2 separate regions of the Homo sapiens genome follow, and region 2 is linked to region 1. A link is a contact called in ENCODE Hi-C data. All regions are on one chromosome and are shown on one strand. Each heading gives the region's core, a stretch centred on a gene start or an enhancer-like site at or near the end of the contact. The rest is flanking DNA. Distances are from core to core; before and after follow the strand shown. Region 1 overlaps CDC5L (cell division cycle 5 like). Region 2 overlaps CLIC5 (chloride intracellular channel 5).

The links. Hi-C counts contacts between places; a loop is a spot of excess contacts on that map. Pooled maps may share reads with other maps.
Region 2: a loop to region 1 is called in a map of CD4-positive, alpha-beta memory T cell, with 25 times the contacts of the local background. The contact joins two enhancer-like sites. A Hi-C loop is called at or near these places in 1 of 168 maps with a recorded cell type or tissue (CD4-positive, alpha-beta memory T cell), 1 of 37 single-sample maps with no recorded cell type and 10 of 50 pooled maps.

The regions. Positions count from the first base shown.
Region 1 is chr6:44,429,243-44,434,026 of GRCh38, forward strand. It overlaps CDC5L (cell division cycle 5 like), which reads left to right. Exons shown (of 16, transcript NM_001253.4): 14 at 471-668. Among named protein-coding and RNA genes, the nearest start is that of MIR4642, 4.0 kb to the right of the region's middle. Within about 2 kb of position 2,074, at least 3 of the 41 ENCODE cell types and tissues checked have a DNase peak (open chromatin) inside an H3K27ac peak, as active enhancers do.
Region 2 is chr6:45,920,123-45,924,906 of GRCh38, forward strand. All of the region lies in intron 4 of CLIC5 (chloride intracellular channel 5), which reads right to left. Among named protein-coding and RNA genes, the nearest start is that of CLIC5, 93 kb to the right of the region's middle. RefSeq lists an enhancer at 4,184-4,333. Within about 2 kb of position 2,814, at least 2 of the 41 ENCODE cell types and tissues checked have a DNase peak (open chromatin) inside an H3K27ac peak, as active enhancers do.

The DNA.
Region 1 (4,784 bases), core at 824-3,323:
AACTCCTGGCCTCGTTATCCGCCCACCTCAGCCTCCCGAAGTGCTGGGATCATAGGAGGGAGCCACCGTGCCTGGCCAAATTTCATTAGCTTTTAAATGAGGTTAATATTGGCTAATTTGTAAGGTGATTATGATCTTTGGATATAATGTAGGTAAAACTTTTAAACCTAGTTTCTCACACACACAATAGGTACCTGAGAAATGATAGCTGCTGTTATAGTGAGTGAAAGCAAAGGATGTTTATACTTTTGAGGAAACATGGATGCTTGATTTTTAAAAAGCAGTCTGCATTGACTCAAAGGCTTCTTAAGCTATTTTTCCTAGGTATTGTTATCCACCCTTCCAAAAAACAACCAACCACATCTTGGATTTGACTCAAGGCATGAGGGAAAAAATTAGTCTTCTAAAGCTCTCTGGATATGGCAAGTGTTTGTAGTACTTAAACTTATTGAAATTATTATTGTAAACAGGCCCAGGATGTTTTGGTGCAGGAGATGGAAGTGGTTAAACAAGGAATGAGCCATGGAGAGCTCTCAAGTGAAGCTTATAACCAGGTGTGGGAAGAATGCTACAGTCAAGTTTTATATCTTCCTGGGCAGAGCCGCTACACACGGGCCAATCTGGCTAGTAAAAAGGACAGAATTGAATCACTTGAAAAGAGGCTCGAGGTTGGTATCCTTTTAAAATTTTAATTTTAAATGTACTTTGATTGAGATAATGAACTAAATAATGCCACTGGAGACAATGTCAGAAAAACACACCTGAGGTGCTTATTGCCTTTTTAGTTGTTGGAGAAAACTACACTTAAGTGTTGGATCTTCTTGGCCTTGTTCATTGTTTTTTTTTGTTTGTTTTGTTTTTGTTTTTTTTTTAAAGAATTGTTGGCCTTCATGACTAAAGAGTGCCCTGCAAGTTGACCAGAGGTCAATCAGAACCTTTAGATGTGGGAGCAAGGAGCCAAGAAGCCAATACTAGTCACTCAGAACAGGCAGGTCATTGCTAGCATAGCCTGTTTTCTCTGAAGAGGAATCTCAGCAGTAACGAGGAGTTTTCTTTTTATAACAAAGAGAGTACATTTACAAAACTTAAATACAATTCTGTTCATCCTTGGATTACTGTGAGTTTGAGTTAGGGAGGGCAGAGCTGGATTATCTAGTTAGTGGCTTCCATGATTTTTCATGTCTGTGAAAATGTTGAAAACATACTAGATGCAGTTTCAGGACATGTGGTTTCTTAATATAGTTTGCATATTTTGAATTCCAGAATCTGTGTAGGCATTTTGCCAATGGCATGTAAATTGTGGTTCACAGACCACCAGGCTGCCTTGTGCATTCTTTTTTTTTTTTTTTGAGACCTAGTCTCAGTCTGTTGCCAGGCTGCAGTGCAGTGGTGCAATCTTGGCTCACTCCAACCTCTACCTCCTGGTTTCAAGCGATTCTCCTGCCTCAGCCTCCCTAGTAGCTGGGACTACAGGCACGCCCCACCACGCCCAGTTAATTTTTGTATTTTTAGTAGAGACAGAGTTTCACCATGTTGGCCAGGATGGTCTTGATCTCTTGACCTCGTGATCCACCCATCTCAGCCTCCCAAAGTGCTGGGATTACAGGCGTGAGCCACCATGCCCGGCTATGCCTTGTGCATTTTTAATGGTAATCTTTAGGGGCATTTCTAAGGCCAAGGTGGGATGGGAGAGAAGGGGTACTTCAGGCAGTCATATACAGAAAATCGTCTTGGTTTCCTCTTTTATGTGATTACCAGTTTCTCTTTACAAAAAGTGCATTTGAAAATATTTTTATTTAGGGTTAAAGCCAGAAGTAGTAAAATCACTTGGGGTGGTTGGGGCTGTATGGGGCTGAGGAAATGAGCAGGAAAAAGCAGTATCTTTTAATTTGAGTTATTCTGAGTTTTAATTTAACCATTAAGATCACATATATATAGGTAGCTGATGGTTAATGCCTGTGAACCTCTTTTTTTCTCAGTGAGAAATGACTGGTTCTGAAGTAATTCTCATCTTGGGTAAAATCTTAGTTCAGTGCTGCTAATTATTTGTATTACCAACTTCCAGCAGGGTGTGCTGTTGCTCTGTGTTGTGGTTCAGTGTTAAAGCCAGGGAAAATAGAACATCAGTGGTTAAATTGTAAGTTACATTTTTTTGTTGTGTAGGCTTCATTTCTTATAAATGGTAGTTAGCAGTGTAATTGTGATCTAATATCAGCATCATCACTGATTGAAAAGCTATTTGGAAAGCTTCTTTGTATTATTTATATATAAATACTTAGGTTTCTTACTTAGTATGAAAATCTTCTCATTTGAGGTGGGTAAACTCTTTTTGCCGCAAATGGCAAGAACATTTTGTGCTTTTTTAAATGGTAGAAAATTTTTTTCTCCCTAAATCTCATTTACTTTGTTGAGGTACTAACTTTCATGACAGCAAATAAATGTGTCACACAGTGAGTGGTGCCATAAAGTACAGTAATTTTTATTTCTGTGTTGAATTGGTCTTATGAATTTTAAAGGGAAAAATACAGAAAGAGCCACTCCTGTTCTTTTGGAGATTTATTTGGGTCGTTTATGAGCAACCATTAAAAACATGTGGTTCTCTTTGTTCAGTTCAGTACCAGGAACTGAAATCTTCCGTTGAACTATTTTTGTTGAAGGATTGGTGATTTTGGAGAATATTCATAAAGCAGTCTGAAGTCATTTTTCTTTTCTTGACTCTTGGATAACTTACTTTATTGTTTACCCAGCTAGTTACTTTTAAAGAATACTTAATCAAGTCCTTTAATTTGGTAAACTGTGCTTATTTCAAATGAAAGTTCATGAAATCTTTTAAAAAAAGAAAAGCAGCTCAAAGACTTGAATAAACAAACCCCCATTTTATTTGTATCCATCACTAATTCAGAACTAGGTTTCTTTTAGCTTGTTTTAGTTTTTGAAGACACAGTTCTATTGGTTTGAAATACATAAATATTTTATTTCAATTGTGGTAATTCTTTCATTTCAGTTGATTGCTAAATTATAAACATTATTCAAAGTTTGTTGTGGGGAAGGAACTCCAGTTATATTGTATAAACTAAATGCTATACTTAAATTATCCTTTCCACTCTTAGGTTCAGGAGATAAGCCCTTCTCTGTAAGCACTGTATGCCATGGCTGCCAGTGTGTTTGATTTTTGCTGCCATGAACTTTGGAACCGTGAATCTAAATTATGGCCCTATCACTGCCTATCAAGCAAGATGAAGTCCAGCTTTGTCGTGGCTGGTGTCTCCTGAATGGATTAAAAAAAAAAAATGCCCTGAGGTTTATATTGGAGGTAGTCTTTGAGCCATTCATTACTCATGATTAATATTTGAAACTTAGCACTTAAGTGAAAATCCTTAAGATACTCATTTAAAACTAATAGAACCATCTCAGATTTTATGTAGAATGTGGTAGAGGATGTGTGTGTGCAAGGAGTTTGTTAAATAAATAGAATCAGAATGCAGTTACAGGTCAGAAATAAGTGGAAAAGACTTCTGAATTGTAACCAAGTCCATGTATTTTATTCTGCTTTGGAGGCAGAATTGAGTTTAGAACCTTGCCAGACTTTTGTGTGTAAAATAAGACAGCAAGAGCAAACACAGCAATGACAGTTAATATAAGGAAAGGAAAAGTTATGAGAGCATACCATGCTGTGTCCATTTTTACATGGTGGCAAAAAGCCCAGTGTATTTTAATAGCTTTAAAGACACTAAGATACATTGCAGGGGAGTAAAGTGATTGCTATTTATAGTGGTATCCCAAATTAATAAGAAAAACTTTATTTCTTTTCAGTGTCATGTTTTTTTAAAAGGGCGGGATGGCTATAATTCAGTGTAGGAAACATTTTCACAAATGGTTAAAAATAAAAGAGCTTTAGTACTTTTATTTATTCACACATTCAGTAATTATTACTGCCTATCTACCACGTACTGGATACTGTTCTAGGTCCTGGGGATAACAGCAAGGAACAAGGCAGACAAGTTCTCTGTGTTTGTGGGCTTCAGTTACCTGGAAAATGCTTAATGTGTGGAGAACCTCGTTTTCTGATGATGCCAGATAAATGAGTCATTACTGTATTTGGGAAGTGCAAATAGAATTTTAAGTGTTCTAATTTGTTTCTACTTTAAGTGGAAATAGGAAATCATCTGAAGACATAATTATTTTGAGTGAAATAATTTCCAGTGGGTGCAAAAGTGAAATGAGAAGTCTGAATTTAGGCATGCCGTTAAATTTAATAGTATTTGAAATAGTATCTAAACTGCTGTGTTGAGGAAGTTTGGCTGAAAAGTGGATTTTGTCACGTTAGCTGTAAAAATGGAAAGGCTTTCCTTAGAGATAGAAAATAGGTCCAGAAGTAATACTACTTCTCCCTGTAATTTACTGGCACAGTCAACTGTAGTCAAGAAATATTATATAACATAGACTTCTTAGAAGTAAAGTAACTTAAAGAACACAGATAACACACTTAAAATCCTTCTCAGTGTACTTGTAGCTCTTATGAGGACCCCTGACTTGTCTGAAGGTTATATTTCTGCAAAATTGGCTGCACAGTAGATCTCATTTTCTCAGTGATTTTCATTATAAAGTCAGATATTTTTACACAGGAAAAAATTTCCTTAATACTTTAAAGAGGGAAAACTTAGGGCAAGGATTTAGTTAGTAGACAGTTCTGGGTAGAGTGCTATATGTTGTCAGATATCAGCAGGTTTATGCTTATGTTGCCTTGTGTAGAGGTGGGGGAAGTGACTTGTGGTACAGGAGAG
Region 2 (4,784 bases), core at 1,564-4,063, 1.5 Mb after region 1:
TACCTTCCAACTAATTTGGTAACATATTTGTGTTCTGCTACCAGTGCTTGATTTCAGATATAATTCTTAGTACTTTCAGCGACCGTGATGAGGTCAAGAAGGAGTTTTCTCTGAGTAGAGGGGCAACCATGACCCATCACATCACTTTTCAACTCTGCCTGTACTAGGGGCCAGTGCTGTCACACGGGCTGTGTGACAATGAAACATCTGGTCAAAAAGTGAGAAATCCATTTGGATTTTTCCTAGGAGGAAAGAAATATCTAGATATTGAGAAATACCTGGAGCACTGAATGAAGTTTTTACTTTTCATCTTCTCATTTGAGATCATGTTGATATAACCAAAGGGTGCAAAAAAAGTACAGTGGTGGTTTGAGAAAGACCATGGCAGACGGAGATGTCTCTGGCCATCACATATTTTTGAAGAGAAAATACAAAGATGGCCACACTTGTTGACATTTGATAGTTTAAAACGTGAATGGTAACGTGATGGAAACAAAAAATAATAATAAGAAGAATATCACCACTTACTCATCTGTTGGAAGAAGAAGCCTTTCTTTCCACAGGCAGCTAGGACAAGAGGAAGAGACACTGAGAGAGATCAGATGGACTAGGCCAAAGATCCAGGAGCAAGCGGGATGTAGGAGCCCCAGCAGGGCCCAGGAGGATTGGGAGGGTGAGGAAAAGGGCAGGTGCAGGCCAAGCAGGCAGAAATGTAGATGCTGCTATAACGAGCTCAATTTTGAGGAGAGGCAAAGATATTCTAAGGGGATTTTGAGGATGTTCAGCTCTGTGATGGGCAGTGTAACCAATCCCCTCCCCCACCAGAAAACTTTACATAAAGATCTGCATTCATCTTTCAGGTTTTAGAAATGAGTCATGTAGCTTTTTTCTCAGTTGCCAAAGTCCTTAAAGAAAGAGAACAGTAGCCCAGTTACAGTTAGGTTATATGAGTATGAATGACCACACAAAGGCAAAATTATAAAGCAGGTGGAAACTGGGGTTTTCTCATCCGCAGTGACCTTTCTAGGACTCATGGCAGGTAAGGGGGGGCTGATTTTCAGGTCCCTTTGTCTTTTAAATAATGTCTACACCAGATTCTTAGACCACATGAAGTCAGAAATGGCAGCAAGGTTTTAGAAGATGGGAAGGGGACTTTCTATCAGGTCTGATGGGACGCTCTCTGCTGTGCCTGGGCCCTCTGGCTATGTTTGCATGTCACTGGTTTCATCAAGGAAGAAACAGAGAATCTGGGTCGAGTATGTCGGGGAGCCATGGCTTCTGATAACAAACACAGTAGCAGAGCAGCACATTCACTCTGCCATAAGAGATTTGGGTTTGAATCCTCAGTTATGCTTGTTCACAGGTTCACATCATCTAGTGTCTGGTGCAGAGTGAGACTTGATTAAAGTTAACTGCTATTATTATTATTACAGCTATAGAACTTGGGTTTATGAGAGGATGAAGGGGAAGAAGACACCGAGAGAAAGATGAGAGAAGAGATAGCTCAAGGCAGAAATTCAGTGTCTGAAGTGAAGTTTATCTGAACATCCTAGCATGTTCCAGGTCCAAGGAGAATCCTGGAGAGCTTGCAGGATGAAGCTTGCTCTTGACTTTCCTAACATGTTAGGGATCTAAAGTTGCCTGGAAGCATCTCTTTGGGTTTGGCTTTGCTCTCTCCAGGCCACATGGGTGTGTCACATTTTCTTAGTTTGACAGTTTAGAGAGTTCATGTCCACCTTTGGCACTGAACCAAGAACACTGGACTTGGCCTCATAGCCAGAGAGGAGGATGTTGTCAAATTGGCCCTGGGTGTGAACAACCCAGGGGCTCACATGGGGGAGGCAATTCCCAGGCCTCCGTTTCTAGGCACTGCTAAAAACAGGAAAGGCAGAAAGACAAACAGCGGTTTATGAGAAAGCAAAATGCAATGGCAACTTCAACAGATTCCCCACTGTTCCCTCGTGTGGCGTCAGCTGGGCTACAGAGAGTGTGCAGCACGTGGTGCCATGGGTATTATTTGTTTGTTCTAGAAAGAATTTCAGCCTCAGAGGGGAGGATGAATTAAATGACAAGCTCCTATAGTTCTTTCCAGTAAGAAGCCAGTAAATGATTCTTTATTTGAAAGATAGCGTTTAAGTCTTACAATTATGGTGGGTTGGGATATAGGACACTGTTGGTTGCCCACCCTCCTCTGTGGTGGGGAGAATGGGGTGTTTTCTGATGTATTTCCAAGGAATTCAGAAACTTTCTTAAGGAAGACACAGATTCTCCACATAGCTGCTTCCCCAAGCTCTATAGGGGATTCTTATAAAGAAGCATCTTTTTATTTAATACAGCTCCACAAATCACCCTTATATTTGGCGTATGTTCAGAAGTATTAGTACAACAACAAAATGCATATTTTTTTTAAAGGCAAGAGACTTTGGCCAGTATTTGGCTATGTTTAAAACACCAGCATGGTAAACATTTAGGACAACTTTAGCATGCCTTTAGTATAATATTTTCTTAAAGTATGAAGGGAGGTAGGGACTCCAGATCCAAATAATTTTCTAAACCTCTTAAAAGCCACAGTAGATTTGAAGAGAAAGATTATCACTTAGGTCTTCGAATTAAGTTTCCTTTTGTGTACTCATCTGTAGCATGTAAGCTGCCTGAATGTTTATTTATCAACAGGAGAAGGGAGGAAGAGAGAGAGAGAGAAAGAGAGAGAGATAGAGAGAGAGAGAGAGAGAGAGACTGACTGAATGTGGGAGGAAGCTGCAGAGCTAGCGAGCTCAGGAGTGATCAGGGGAGAAGTTCTGGTTAGGGAACCCGGCCCAGACTTTAGCCATGGGGCAGTGGCGACACCTTCTGGCTTATCCCTGAGCAAACAAACAAACAAACAAAAAACTCCCCAAAAACCTATTGTGTATTTTCCACAGAGAACATGTACGTGTGTTTTCTATTAGACTTTCCAGAAACTCATAAATGATTGTAGAACCCATCGTGCTAATAGAAAGTACGGCATAAATGCTGACGGAAGCTATTAATGCTGATTGTAGTTTATGTGGCCAAATGAATCAGGCTGAAATCTGTGAGTTTTTTTATGGTTACTTTATAACAGGTTATTTTTAAGTATCAGGCCATAGATTAGGTTTAATGCGGATGCTCACACACTTAGAATGAGCTGGTTAAGAGAGATTCTAACTTTATCAGTCATCCGTTCCAGCGTTTAGACCTAGAGATTTTTCTCAATTCTCCCTCCCCCAAAACACTTAGGCTGAAGTACATTCACCACATTTTGTCTTGTTTCATCCTCAAATAGCCACATCTTTTACATAAGAGCCATTCACAAACTTAAAAACTGCCTCTGTGCCACTGCAATGCTAGACTGAAATAATTACTGGATTTGGTGATTCTGTGAATATCCTACAAATTCTCTTCCAGTTGCCCATTCTTTTATTTGTTAAACAGGCATCTATTCGGTGCCCACTGTGGGCCAACTTTGTGCCCCTTTCCCCACATGGATTGCTGGGTGAGGACCCTGATGGGGAAGGTGGGAAGTGTTGAGTATATTTAAGGAAATACACATGGTAGTCATTCATTGAGTATTCATCGGATCGTGAACTGATTTGATCACCATTTCCTAAATGACACACTCTTGTTTAATTCAGCACTACATACATATTAAATAGTGGATTATATTAAATGTTAATATACGCAAGTCAAGAGCACAGATCATGGGACCAGCTGCCTGGGCTGGGGTCCTGACCCTGACACATACTAGCTTGGGCAGGTTGCTTAACCGGTGCTTGTTTCCTTCTCTGCAAAGTGGAGATCATAACATGGCATACCTTAGAGGGTTGCTGGGAGCAATAATTGAGTCATCACCTGCAGAGGGCTTAGTACAGTGCCCGGCATGCTGTAAGCAGTTGTTATGTACAATGTGTATGTGCAACGCATGATGATGCTGATGTATGAGAAACAAAGCATACAAAAAAAGCAACAAAAAATTCTTAGAGCTGCAAGAAAAAAGTGGCTCTTGCCTCTGGCTCTGCTCAGTAAACATCGTGCTTGACTCATCCTCTGCCCTGAAATGCTGACATGAACAGGGATATTCAGCTGTTCCTTTCATTCTGACTCTACAGCCAGAACCACAGTCCCCCAGCCGAAAGCCTTCATCATAACAGATGTGAAATGGGGCAACCTTAAAGGTTGGGGGTGACTGATACTTACACAGAATTCCCCAGATATGCTACAAGTACACCTGGACCTCCCTCCCCCTTGCTCAGAGCAGTTCCCTGGATACCCTAATGTGCCCCAGCAAAAATTACAGTTTGTGGGGAGAAGCTACCCATTGGATGTTTGAGTTGCACAGCTTTTACTACATGAGTCTTGCATCTCCTAAAGTTTGAAGTGTGTAGCAAATTAAATGTGCAATTTTATACTTCTGTTTCCTGAAATCTAGTAGGGGGTAAATGACTCAGATTTTTCCAGCACCAAAGGAGAATTTAAAATAGTGTGTCCTTTTTGGCAATGGCTAGGACAGGTATTTTCACCAGAGAGAGAAAAAATATCACCTTAACTTGAAAGTGAATATATAAGAATTGAATATACAAGAATTCAGTCTCCTTTTATTTGTTACTAGTAGAAGACAGAGCCCATATATATATATATTTTCAGGGTAGCAATGTGCCCTATCAAAAATACTCATCTTCCTAGATTCCCAGAATTTCAGCTACAGAAGGCCAAATAACCAAGTTCTGGCTAAAGAGATATCGGTAGAAATTAATCAATGGGCTTCT